Regions from separate parts of the Mus musculus genome. Here region 2 is linked to region 1. A link is a contact called in ENCODE POLR2A ChIA-PET data. All regions are on one chromosome and are shown on one strand. The core of a region is the stretch at or near the end of the contact, and the rest is flanking DNA. Distances in the headings are between cores, read along the strand shown.

The links. ChIA-PET counts read pairs that join two places held with the same protein, here RNA polymerase II (POLR2A).
Region 2: POLR2A ChIA-PET joins it to region 1 with 19 read pairs in Patski. The contact joins the promoter of Pkd2 here to the promoter of Thoc2l in region 1. POLR2A ChIA-PET finds 5 or more read pairs at or near these places in 2 of 5 experiments (Patski and embryonic stem cell).

What each region holds. Positions count from the first base shown.
Region 1 is chr5:104,502,615-104,509,685 of GRCm38, reverse strand. It overlaps Thoc2l (THO complex subunit 2-like), which reads right to left and starts at 1,336. Exons shown (of 8, transcript NM_001166581.2): 1 at 1,115-1,336. Pkd2 (polycystin 2, transient receptor potential cation channel) reads right to left here. Exons shown (of 15, transcript NM_008861.3): 15 at 3,867-6,234. The coding sequence ends at 5,998.
Region 2 is chr5:104,454,761-104,461,454 of GRCm38, reverse strand. Pkd2 (polycystin 2, transient receptor potential cation channel) reads right to left here and starts at 1,998. Exons shown (of 15, transcript NM_008861.3): 1 at 1,230-1,998. The coding sequence starts at 1,818.

The sequences.
Region 1 (7,071 bases), core at 87-2,586:
GTTTTCTTTTACCTCTATGTCAGCAGTTCTCAACCTTCCTAATGCTGCAACACTTTGATACAGTTAGTTCCTCATGCTGTAGTGACCCAACCATAACATTATTTTTGTTGCAACTTCATAACCTACTGTTATGAACTGTAATGTGAACACGGTTTCCAATGGCCTTAGGCGACCCATGCTACTTACACCATCTTTTGGAACTACAAAGCTTGCTGGTATCAAAATAACTGTTAAGTATAAAGAAGCTAGCATCCCCATTTTGGCTTGAAATGAAGCGAGAGTATTTATATGAGTGTTTAAGATTAAGACGTCTTCTGCAAAGCATTCAAAAGAATAACTTCTGCCAAATATTTGGGCATATCATGAATACATGCCTTCAAATTTGTATAAAGTATACTGCAGTGTTTTCAGTACTCTATAAACAATCAACGTTCTTGTCCATGCACCTTGGCTGAGTTTCTTGAACTGGGGCTTCCCAGTTCAAGTTAACAATAATGCCCAGTGTCAATTTAAGCTGATAATATTCTGATTTTGGTTGTAAATATGATCCTGAAAATCTCCTACGGGAGGTAAATTTCTGAGGGCAAATGTAGCAGGCAAACCTAGGGACGGCAAAACACACTCCTAAAATCCTGGCACCCCGTCCTTTCTCTTAATTTAATCGCAACCACCTTCCCCGTATCCAGCATTTCCACAGCTTCAGAATATTGCAAAAAACTACTTATTAGAACCGGGTGAGGAATACTGAAGTAATTCCCGGTAGTGCTGTCAACTCTTCACTCCTTTCGCTCCAGTTCCTGAGTTTACTGCACCTGGCACACAGTTTAACTCTTCGGAGCTCGCGGTCCAGAAACCACCTACTGCCTGCGGGCCAGGTAGGCGTTCTATGTGCCCAGAGACGCTCACGGGAGCCACCAAATGCCGGGGCTGAGGAAGCGCCCGGTGACACCAGATCTCATTTAAGGTCTGTTCGCTTCAAGAACGCCCCGGAAAGACTCGGGGGTCTGTGGCTTTCCCCTGCGTGTGTTAGCACAGCCCGGTCCGCCAAGCCGCCGCCGAGCTGGACAGAGGCCGCAGCCCGCCCGCTCGCCTGGGGGCCGCCATGCCGACTCACCGCTCGCTCGCGCTCCGCCCGCGCCGCCCGCCGCGACCGCGCCGGCTCGCGCCTCCCCGCTCCAGCCGCCGCGAACCGCCTCTACGCCGCGGCTCGGGAAGGGCTTCACCGCTCCGCGCCCTCCTGACCCAGCTCGATAGGGACACCAACGACACACCGCCGACTCCACAGAGCGGTGGGAAACCGGTCGGGATCTCCTCGGCGTTCGGCTGACGTCACTGCGGAGGGACGGCGGCGGTGCAGCGAGTCCTCTGCGCACGCGCGGCCGCACTTCGGTTGCTGGCGGGGGGCGGGGGGCGGGGGGCGGGGGGCGGGGTGGGGACTGAGGTCGTTGGTCATCACTGCGCCTTTGTTAGAAAATGCCTTGCTGAGGTGACTGTGTGCACTGGCGGTTTCATTTGAATGTGAATGCTAAATACAAACAATTCTGAGAGCTTTCCGAAAATGATGTGGTTCAACTGGTGGAAAATCTGGTAGTGTACTATGGAAAAAGTCTGTTTATCTCCCAAAGTATGTTGCATCTCAAGAGAAGTCAAGGCATGAGTTAGGGAAGGACTAAAATACTTGTTCACTGTAGACAGCTGCCAAAATTTGTTCCCAACCAAGCCCTTAAAGCTATTTATAAAACTTTTTATCAGAAGGATGTATGTATGCATTATACAGAAACTTGGAAATATTTTATAGTTATTGCACATTGTACTGGGAGAACTGGGACATTGCTACTTGTGGGTGTCTGTCATGCTCTCTATCCAGTATGAAAAGAAGCTTTGATGAGGGGTGAAAGTTAAACTTCTTTATTTTTAGATTAAAATTCTTTTTAATTTAAAAAGGCATCAGGTTTTAAATACATTAAGAATTGAACTCATATTTTGACCCCATCTCCGAAAATTGTCATTTCTGTTGTTATCTGGTTATTATGTCGTGTATGTATAAAATCAATAAATTGTTCAGGAGTATATATCTGACCATTATGTTACAAAGCAACAGAAATACATAAAATCAAATGAGATGTGCAAATATGCATATATGTATCTCAAACACATGACTTAATAAGGTTTTTTTGATTCAATAGTAAGCTGTAGACAGATAGAGATGCACATTAAAAAAAATTTTTACCATGATCAGGATCCACTACATTGCCTTGCATATAACAGTAGATACTGTATAAGTGGCTTGGTCACTTTCCAAGCAATTATTTCTATTTAGATGTCTTTGCCCAATATGAAAATAATGAATGTGGGTGGGAGATTGTTCATTTTTCTTTCCCCAGCAACTATTTAATGCCTGCATCTTGGCAAGAGCTGCACTTACCTGCAAACATCATGATGTCATTTTCCTTTATCCTGTGGTGTATCTGTGCCACATTTGCATTGCCCGTCCATCACTCGAAGGGCATTTAGGTGGTTCCCCCTCGCTAGCTATGGTGAACAGAGCAGCAATGGACACTGCTAAGCAAGCATCTGTAGGAGGATGTCCTTTGGGCATATGCAGAGGAGTGGATCTGAGTCATGGTAGATTTACTTTTAGCTTTTTGAGCAATATTGAGCATGCATGGTTTCTTATATATGGTCCCCAACTGGTAGAACTATTTGGGAAGGATTAGGAGTTGTTACCTTATTGGATAAGATATGTCACTGGGGTGATCTCTGAGGTGTCAAAAGCACACACCACTACCAGTTAGCTCTCTGCATCATGTTTATTATCTAGATGTAAGCTCTGGGCTACTGCCTCACCGCCATGTTTACCTGCTTGATGTCATACACCTCACCATGATGGTTGTGGGTTTGAAAGACTCCGTGAGGAGCCCCTCGCTCAGGCGTCGGGACAATAGCGGACACCCAAGAACTCATGAGAGACCAGGCTTGATGTAAACCACATGAGGCTTTATTCGGGGAAAGCCAGAGCTCTGGGGACGACTCATATCCCACGCAGGGGTAGAGGATTCGACCACGAGGGGAAAGGCCAGTTTTTATAGGCCCTCAGGGGGGAAAGGAGAAGGGAGGAGTAGGGGGTTTCCAGAACTAAACAATGTCTATTCTCAAGAAATGGGTATGGGAGGGGTACAAGGAAAGAGTCTGGTGCAGGTGTAGCAACTCAGGATTGGCCCGGCTGTGGTTGCTGGGAAGATTTTCCGACTCTTTCTCAGCAACCAATATCACAAACACCTGGCAGTGAGGTGCAGCAGTGGGCACACACCTGGGTTCAAGGAACGGTCAAAACATTGGCAGACACACGGGTTCAAGGAGTGGCCAGAGCATTGTGCACCTCTATTTTTCTAAATCAGTGAAGCTAGTTCTGCTAACAGTGAAATCTATCTTGCCAATTTCAGGGCTTCTGTGACCTTTTACATTCTGTCAGGATCTTTCAGGCTCACCCACTGTAAGGACCAATAAACTCTTTCTCTATAAGTTGCCTGGGTCCTGTTTATGCTAGAACAGCAATTGTAACTAAGATAAAGGCTATTTGGTACTCCACTATACAGGCAATTGATTCACGCTGTCCTGGAGTCTTTGTCCTAGGTTATACTTCTGTGAGTAGTGGGGGTAGCGGCGGGGGAAGGGGGGGAAGTACCCACCATGCATGACAGGTAGACTGGGAGTCTAAAAGTTTACATTTAGTGTAAAAATGTATAAATGTGTTACTTGTATCATTCCATGACACAGAAAATAAGGTGCTTTCCCAGGGTTTATGCTATGATAAAAGGCAACCCCCCCTCTTTTTTATGGAAACAAACGTGTTTTTAACACCATGGTACTATGTCAAGTCTTTATTAAGTAATGTACACATTATTACAGTTAAGAAATTGTTGATGTCCAAAGAACCTTGTATATGTGAAATCTTAACTATACCCTTAACAGAGGGGAGACTACCAGGAAGGTGACTAGGGATAAACTTCACAGGACTAAAGTAGAAAAATATATGAACTTATATCTAAAGGGAAAAAAAGGAGAATTCTACAAAAGTTTACAAGTTAAATGAGAAACACTGTAATAATAAGCATCATAAAAGATGTTCTAGTGACCATAATAGGCATACGGCACATGGTCGATACACATGGATACCACATAATTAATGCACTTCAAGTTGAAGTTTGTTCACTTTGTAACAGTACAGTACGCATACATAAATACATACATACAATAATACCCCTGCAATGCAAAATCCAATACCTAGGAAGGAAAAAAAATTAGTGTAGCATATTCAAAAGAAAATGATTGATGTGCAGCCATCAGAATCAGGGAAACATGGCGTGCCTCGCTTCTGTGGAAGCTGACGAGAAAAGGCCTGTCTACTCAGCAGTCTGTTAGAGGTTGGAGAGGTTTGGTATATTCTAGGAAGTCAATGAATTCTTGTGAATTTCAAATACGGTACTAAGCCCAGGATTCTCTTCTACTTGTTCTCTACCTCTGGCTTCTCTACCAGCTTGGCTTTGTTTCTTCTGACCCCTAGCTCTCAAAGGGCCAAGTTATTCAACAACTGCTGTGGTCACACTGGCCCTAATCCCAGCACTCAAGAGGCTGAGAGCCAGTGGATCTCTGGGAGTCTGAGGGCAGCCTAGTTTACACAGTTAGTTCCAGGCCGGCCAGGAGTATATAGTGAAAACCTGTCTTTGACAGACACAAAAACCAAAATGATATTGAGATATAGATTTCTCCTATAAATTTTGTGAGACCCTCTCTTACTGCTGATAGTCAACTTTTAGTGGATCTCTTCTGCAAATATATAAACCTACAATACCCAAGGCCCCTCACATAAAAATGAACTAAATTTGCATTATATGACTCCATCCTGATATATGACTAAGAATATTCTAGATATTAAGAATATTCAAGATACAACGTAAACCAGACCTCTACTTTTACAGAGCTTTTATGCACCTCAAAACTTTCTTAAAATACTGCTTCCCATGTACATATTTGATGAGTTAAAACTTTCACTACACAGTGAAAATATTCAGTGTTTGTCTTATTAGTTTTTTTAATATTAAATTTGGTTATAAATGAGACACATAGGAAAGAAAAATAGAGAAATTTCTATGCTAACAAATAATTGAAAAGTCAAATGTAGTAAGAATTGAAGGCCCCTTCCAATCCTACCTATTTTTTTGGGTTTTCGAAACAGGGTTTCTCTGTGTAGCCCTGGCTGGCCTCGAACTCAGAAATCCACCTGCCTCTGCCTCCCAAGTGTTGGGATTAAAGGCGTTCACCACCACTGCCCGGCTCCAATCCTACACTTTATCTTATAATTTATCTTTTGAGCTTTCCTTGCCAAATCTGAAACAAAAGCTAAATAACACAAAAATTAAATGATATGCTTAGTGCCACAAACTGGTATGGCGCTTAGCATCTATCTCAACTGTTCACACACATTTTAGCACAGTGGCTACATACATATCCTTTCTCTGCACCCCAGAAAGGTTGCTGAAATACTACTCCTTCCTTAGAAGAAAGATATGCAGTAAGCTCCGAGTTATACCTCAGTGGAATGAAATGTCATGTTTTTCCTTAGCATCTCGCACTGGACTAATGCAGCAGACTGTGGTGGCTCCACACGAACTCAGAGACTAGTGAAGGCTCTCTAACTTCCAAACACTGTCACCTGAAGACACGGGCAGGGCAGCAAATCAGCGTACTTTCAAAGTTTTCTTCTTTCTGAACTCAATATTTACACCTAGATTTCTCACATGAGAAAAGTAAGACAAACCTTCCTTGAACCACGGGTTTAAGTTTACGTAAAATAAATTAAAGTGCAGAAAATTATAACAATTGGTCACAAAGACCAGCATCATAATGCAGCCGGGGTATATAAATACCGAACTTATCATTGTCGTACTGGACAGCCACCTCTCGGTGTCTCAGGAACACACAAACACGTGTGGATTATTAGGCATGGACGTTGGCACTTCCATTTCCACCTCCACCTTCCAGGCCCTCTGCAGACTGGGAGGAAGGAGGGCGCGGGTTTCTGGGGTGGGGCTGGCCACCGAGTCCCACTTGTGTGCTTACACCATGACCTGTTTGCGAAGCTGCATCATCCGATTCCCAGCGCTCCAGCTCTTCCCGCACCAGGCGCTCCATCTGCTCCCTGTGGATCTCACTGTCCCGACCCAGTCGCGCATCCTGACAAGGGATTTAGAGAAACAATGGAAACCAGGGCAGTGTGTGCAGTACGTTATATATTCTACACGGAGAAGGGGTTAGAAATTTTAGGTGAAATGAGCTATAGTAACTCAAGACTGCAGATGGGAACAGTAAACGATAACAATTCTGAGCCAGTGGGATGACTGTTCACTCAGCGGTATCTTCTACCCGGATGGCAGCGCTCTCAGAGGAAGGGGAACCTCATGCCTGCTGATTACTATTTGATCTAAGGCTATATATGGAGGAAGAAAAGCACGGGATTAAGAGTTACAAAATGTGATGTGTTGAGAGTTTTTGGTGTCGCTTCTAGGAATTTGGCATTTGTCACTGGGCTTGAACAAGGAAGTAGGCTCAGATAAGAATGTTAAAAACCATGGCCATGGGGCTTTGTTTACTGCTTTGCCCCTTGTGTGATCTCTCTGCTCTCTACTTGTCTTAATTATTCCCTTGTGTGATCCTTTTGCTTACTACTCTGCTAGATTACTGTCTTGTGTGATCTCCTTGTTTACTACTTCGCTTGATTACTTTGTCTTTGATCTAAGAACTGACCATGTTTTTTGGATGTACCTAGATGATATAAAAGCAGACTGGGAAAGAATAAAGCTGCTTCAGTCTCAGTACTGGCAGGAGTCATGCTCTAATTTTGTCTAATTGTTTTTCTTCCTTTTCAATCCTCCCTCCCTCCCTCCTTTGAGACGCTGTTCACTGACAGACCTGGCTTGGTCAGTGATGACAACCTTTATGGGGTCTACTGAACTAAAGAATGCTTCTGCTCACAGAAGGAAAAAAAATATCTAAAAATAAACGGGAACAAAA
Region 2 (6,694 bases), core at 749-3,248, 49 kb after region 1:
AAAAGCAGATATTCTTTCATCATTTGTGATACTCTCAAAGCATAGCACAGCAAAGATTCGCTGCCCGTTCTAGATGTCTTCTCATTTAATTCTTTCAACACATCGAGGGCTATGTACTAGTTATTTCTTTTCTAAACAAAACAAAAACAAAAAACTAAAAATTAAAAGATCAGAGCAGTTAAATAATAACCTCAAGGTCAAACAGTAGTAGGACCAGGATTTGGATGGAGGCCTGACCTGCCTAACTCACACTGCCTGGATAGTTTCTGTTGCAGGGGAAAATAACAACAAATCCTGGGCTGGAACTCTTAAAGCTAGAGGTTAAAATAACTAGGTGGGGGAGAGTTAGTGAAACTCTTCTACTTGGATACCTCCGGCTGCAAACCTTTAAGAACACGAGATTAACTAGCTATTGGAAAATCCGTGTCCTTTCTTGCCGTGTGGAGAGTTGCGTGCTCGTTGGAATGCTGACACATTAACCATCTGGAAAAGCAATCATCTTGTTGGAATGGCAAAGGACCTTGCTTCCAGTCTTTAAACACACACACACACACACACACACACACACACACACACACACACACGGGGGGGGGGGGGGGGGGACACGGGCGAGGTATAATAATTTTGTTTGCAACTGTTTAAGAAATGTCTAGAATTGGAAATGATCAAAAATGTGTTTCTACACATTTCTGTCAACAACCTCTCTCTCAACCAAACCTTCAGACAATGACCTGTTTAAAGGCATTTGTCTCAAAACTTGGATAACATTGTAGGTCCCTACTAGAATGGCTGAAGGGACATGACACATCGCCACCAAAGGAAAAGCTTGGGCTCTGGAATAAACTTGTTCCTCATTTGTGACATTTAGCAAGCATAAAGTTCCAACTATTGTCAGTTGTACTAGAATATTCACTTTTCGTCCTCCAAAAGCCCAGGTATTAACGGCTTGCTTTTGTTTTCCAAAATGTGCTAGCATCTTAAGGAGAGAGGAAGGGAGGAAGGGAGGCGTCCAATGAATTTGCACCAACAAGAACGCAGTAAAATTCGGTGATGGGTACCGGAAATCGCGCCGAATTAGAGGAGTTAGGGAAGGCGCTCTGGAAGGAGGCGGGAACGCAGAGGATGCGAGGTGGAGCCGCAGCAGACAGCCACCCTTGTAGGACAGGGGTTCGAGCCCGCGCGCAGGCAGTTGTCAAGCGTGCACTGGACGCCAAGAGTCCGGATCTTACCTCGCAGCCCTCGCACCAGCCTCTCTGCCCAGGCCACTCGGGGTGGCTGGCCCTCCAGCGGGAGGTGGCGATGCAGCGGGTCCCCGCCGCCCGCGGGGCTGGGACACTGCGCGCCCTGGTCCTCTAGCCGGCGCCGCCTCCCGCTCAGGTGAGCCGCGCCGCGGTAGCTCCCGAGCCCTCGGCCGCGGGCGCCCACCGAGCTCACGGCCGAGGAGGAGGCCGACCTCCGACTGCCCGGGCGCCACTCCACATCCATCTCTACCACCATCCCTCCTTCTTCTCCTTCCACCTCGTCGTCGTCGTCATCCTCCTCTGCCTCAAAGCCCGGGTTGTCGCGGCTCCACGCTTGCCTGGAGCAGGACGAAAGCGGAGGAGACGGCGAGGCCGAGGCTCCGGCCGGGGGATCCCGAGCGGCCGCCTGCCGGATGCGCTCCATCTCGATCTCCAGGCCCCGCTGCTCCCCGAGGCCGCCGGGGACAGCTAGGCCGGCGCCTCCCGCCACCAGGCGCCCGGGTCCGGACGCTCGCGGCGCGGGCGAGCGTCCCGCGTCCCCGGGCGGCTGCGGCTGCACGCGTCTGGAGTTAACCATGGCGCTCACTGGCGCCCAGCGCGCCCGGGAGTGCCGCCGCCCTCTGCCGCAGGAGCCATGTTCTTTTCTTCCCGGAGTCGGCCTGCTGCTCCCCGCCTCCGCCCGCCCCCTCGGCCCGCCTCCCGGGCCCTGGCCTCGCCTGGACTGGACTTAGGCGCGTCGAAAAGGCCCCAGCGGCCAGGGATCCAAGTAGAGCCAGGGTCCCCATCGGTGCCCACATTCCTACGGGGTAGCTTGCTTGGTCAGCCAGCTCGTCGGGAAAGGGGCTCCTGGGTGTGTCCATGCCTGCATGACCTTAAGATAGTGCTTAGACTCTGTCCATACTCCCCCTGGGTTTGCAAAGGTGCAAGGAGGAGGGTAAAGATGGAGATCTTTTGTTGGGATAGAAAGAACTAGTGAAATCCAGCTTGAACTGAATTCTCAGGGAAGGCAAAGAAATCCACCCTTCGTTTAAAAACCAGAAAGAAATCACCAAGGCGGCAAGGCTTGCATTTGGTGACCCTCAGCTCCTTGATTCTGTGTTTACTGGATGATTTCCTGTCTCCACTCTCCAGACATCTAGAGGCATCCAAGGGTTGGATTTTGGAACTTTCTGATGCCTCCACCATTACCTCATTTCCGCTCCTGGCCAGCCCTTGAGTAACAGAATCCTGCCTCAGGCGTTAGGTCTAGATCTCCATCCTCGCTACGCCCCAGCTGGCACAGCCAACTTAAGACAGCAGTTGGGTCAGGCAAAGCCTACTCCAAATTCGATTTTCCATGGTTTTCCCATCTCTTTTAAAAGTTAAATTCCTGGCCAAGATCTGTGCATCTCTGCCCTCACTTCTGACGCTTCTCATAGGATGTCCTCATCCACCTCCTCGTCAAGTCCCGCGGGGGTCTTCTTGTCATTTCTGTCCTCAAGGGGTTCTCTAATGCTTTTTACTCTAACTGCAAACATTGTCATTCCACAGCAGAGCAAATGATTTCTGTCACTTCCATATCTCTTCTGCCATTCTAATACTAAACTGGTCTCTCTCTGTTTAGCCTTGGGGATAGGACTGGATTGGGAGCCTATGGGTGGTATCCCTCCCCCATTTCCCTCCTACCCACCCACCCATATTCTCCATGTCTCCACTGTTTGCAATAAGGGGTCAGCCATGTTGGTACATTAAAGAATCTATGGAATTCTAGCTTAAGTGGTAATATTTTATTTCTGCAGTTTAGCAAATGTGCATGGTCCGATCCTATATTAGTTTGCCAGGCTTGTTATAATAACTTACCACACACTGTGTTCAATAATGCAAATACATTTTCTCAAAAAAAAAAAAAAAGTTGGTTGACCTTTTCCGAGGCCTGTCTTGGCTTGCATATGGCACGTTTTGCCTGTGTCTCCCCATTGTCCTCCCTTAAATGTTTCATCCTCCTCTTCCTCCTCATCTTCGTGGTCATCGTCATCATCACCATCATTGTCATCGTAGTGGTTATAGACAACCTTAATAGTATGATTTAAATTTAGTTACTTTTAGAAAGACCTCTGACCACATACAGTCATATGCTGAGATGCCAGGGCTTGGGAATTCAACATATGAATCTGAGGGGTACATGACTCATTTAGGCTTTGTGGGCACTACAATGCTTTTCTAGAATGATCTCCCTATCATTCATCTATCACTCTCCTTATCATTATTCATTAATCTCTTATACGTTTCCTGTGTGTAAAATTAATAATTGAGCAAGTTAAGCAGAGTAATAAGGACCCTGGCCTCAAGAAAAGACCCAGACCTCAAGAAAAGAAAGAGGCTGAAGTCTCCCACTAGAAAGGGTGAGATGTCTGTCTAGTAAGAGGTGTCTAGAGAAGCAGTATTCTGAGCTGAGCCACCTGTGCTGCACTAACAGAAAAATTGCTTAGCAGGCATATTCCAGAGGAGGGGCGTATGAAGAGGGAGCACGGACTCAGGGTCAGAAAATAGGTTTTATGCATTGACTCGTCGGGTCCTCGACATCACTCTTACTGACTCAGAAATTCTAGGAATTTTGCTCTGGAATTCTGAGTCTCCTTGTAGGCTTCTGGGCACCCAAAGTTTGAGAAGCAACAGTTATGTTTCAGATAAAAGAGTTTTCATAAAATGCATCTTGTAGCCTGGGTTTTATAATTGCAGTGATGACATCATCCAGAATTCCAGACCTAGAAGAATTGTCAGTGGTGCTCCAGGCTGTGTATACATAATTCATTATCAGGACCATAGAAGCAGACAACTGCATGACCTAGGGCAAGTTACTTCATTTGTGCCTGTGGAAACGAAAATGATGAACGCTTGCTCTTACACGCGTTCGTGACCGGCCAGGAAAGACGCAGCAAACTGGAATCTTCTGTGGCAAAACTTTATTGCTTACATCTTCAGGAGCAAGAGCGCAAGAGACCAAGAGAGCAAGCGCGAAACCCCGTCCCTATTAAGGAGAATTATCCTTCACCTAGGACGTGTCACTCCCTGATTGGCTGCAGCCCATCGACCGAGTTGTCGTCAGGGGGAAGGCAGAGCACATGGAGTGGAGAACTACCCTTGGCACATGCGCAGATTATTTGTTTACCACTTAGAACACAGGATGTCAGCGCCATCTTGCAACGGCAAATGTGGGGACGGCTTCCCACAGCTTGCCTCATAGGCTTGTGAAGATACATTGAATTGATACAGATGTCTAAGACCAACCCTTCAGGCTGCTGCAACAAAAAAATGCCGTGGCCAGGTGGCTTATAAACGTCTGTTTCTCCCAGCTCTGGAAGCAGAAGTTTCAAGAGCCCGGTGCCAGCAGAGTTGGGGTGTGTGTTACAAGTCTTTTCTGAGCCATGTGGCACTGTTTAGATTTATCTTCATGTGGTGAAGGAACAAAAGGCTGCATTAGGATTTGGGTGGGAGATGGTTGTGTGTTGAAGGATCAGTCCCAGCTGATCCTGTTCTAAAGCAGTGAACCCTTTGTGAGGTGGGAGCCAAGTAGAGGTAGGTCATTGGAGACATACCTCTTGGAAGGGAATATTGGGATCCAGGTCATTCCTCCCATCTCCTTTGCTCCTCTTCCCTCCCGCCCACCTTGTGCTCACCGTGGGTAGCCTTGTTCCACCACCTGTGGAAGCTCCAGTGACATTCACACTCACAAGTCTGAATGCACAGAGCAAGTAAACCACAGACTGAACGGACGTTCTGTGACTGTGATCCAAAATAACCTTTTCACCCTTTTGTCTTACCTCAGGCATTTTGTCACAGCACTGGAAAATTAACCAGCACAAACCTCCTTTGGCTGTATAAGACATCCATCGCTATGACTAATCGCCCTCTAAAGACCCCCACCTCCTTTTATTATCATGTGACAGACAGACAGGGATTTTTATTATCATGTGACAGACAGGGATTTTGGTGTATGAACTTGGAAAACGTCACACGGTAAATGCCATGTGCTATTAGTGCTACATTCATGTTTATGTTTCAATCATATTATGTTAATCCTATTAATATGATTAATTGTATTAATGAAAGATATCAATTATTTTTTGATCCACCATAATTATTCTTTGTTCATCTCCGCCTTAGCTTGACGATGTGTTTGTTGAGAACAGGGGGGCTGTAGCAAACTCGAAATTGTAGAGAAAATACTTCTTGAGAATCCAGTGTGCATGAGACACATATCTAGGAGCAAGACACGATCTCTGAAATGGGCAAAATCTAGTCCTTGTGTGTTAAGCAACAACTGAAGCTTAAGAATCTTTTGTCATAGAGCTGGACCTTTCCTGGCTCTTTGGAATGGGGGTGAGAGTTGTTTGCTTGCCTTTTGGGTTATTTTTTTTCCAACTAGAAGACAACTGGGCACTGAAGAATATGTTCCTTTTTTATTTGTCCTTGGCCTCTCTTCCTAGTATGTGTGAAGTCTTTGCTTTAAACAGTGCCGCATCAGTGGGGGGAAAAAGTGACTCAGCCAAGGAAGAAACAGAGCAATCGAATTCACTCAATTACTTTATATTTACCTTGAATGTCCAATTCTGTGTTTTTACTTACACAATAAAATGTGATTCTTGTTTGGATGGGTTGGAAAAAAATCAATTCAATTTAGGCAGATTCTTCATGGAGTTGTGTTCTTGTTGGAGAGATTGTCCCCGTGAATATAAATAATAGCATGAGTTATCATGTAGCATCTAACTAATATGGAAGTTTCCAGCAAAGAGGGAATCCCTAGGTTGAAGTGGTTAAGAAAAACAGTAAGACCACATCATAGAAGGCTCAGTTGATGCTGATAAACAAATCACAAAGTTAGTAGTGATAGTAGGACTTTTTTTTTAACAGTGTTAATTACTTAAAACAAATATGAAACATTCTTCCTAAGATATCACCACCCCCAAAAGTAATTCAGATGGTTAAAATGTGTCTAAACAAGTAAGTAATTTAAGTTGGTTTAAAATGTATCTAAACAAATAACTTGGAGTTGGATGTGTATTTGCCTCATTTTCACTTGCAAGAAAAGTAATTTTGAAAAAAAAGAAAAGAAAAGTAATTTGGGAGCTGGAGAGATGGCTCAATGGTTAAGAACACTTATTCCTCTTCCAGGGCTCCTGAGTTCAATTCCCAGCAACCACATGGTGGCTCGAAGCTGTCTATAATGTTTATAACCATCTTCGGCTGTGCAGATATGAATGTAACTAAAGCATTCATATATATATATATGTATATATATATGTATAACATGAATAAATTTTTTTTAAAAAAGGAAGAAAAGTAATTTTAAGAAAATCTGCAATTTTAATGCACCATAATTCAAAAAGCACTGGGTTCCTTTATGCTGAATCTGGCTTAACTTTAGTCATGAGCCCAGCTGTCCAACTCTTCGTTCTTTCTGGTTTGCTAATGCC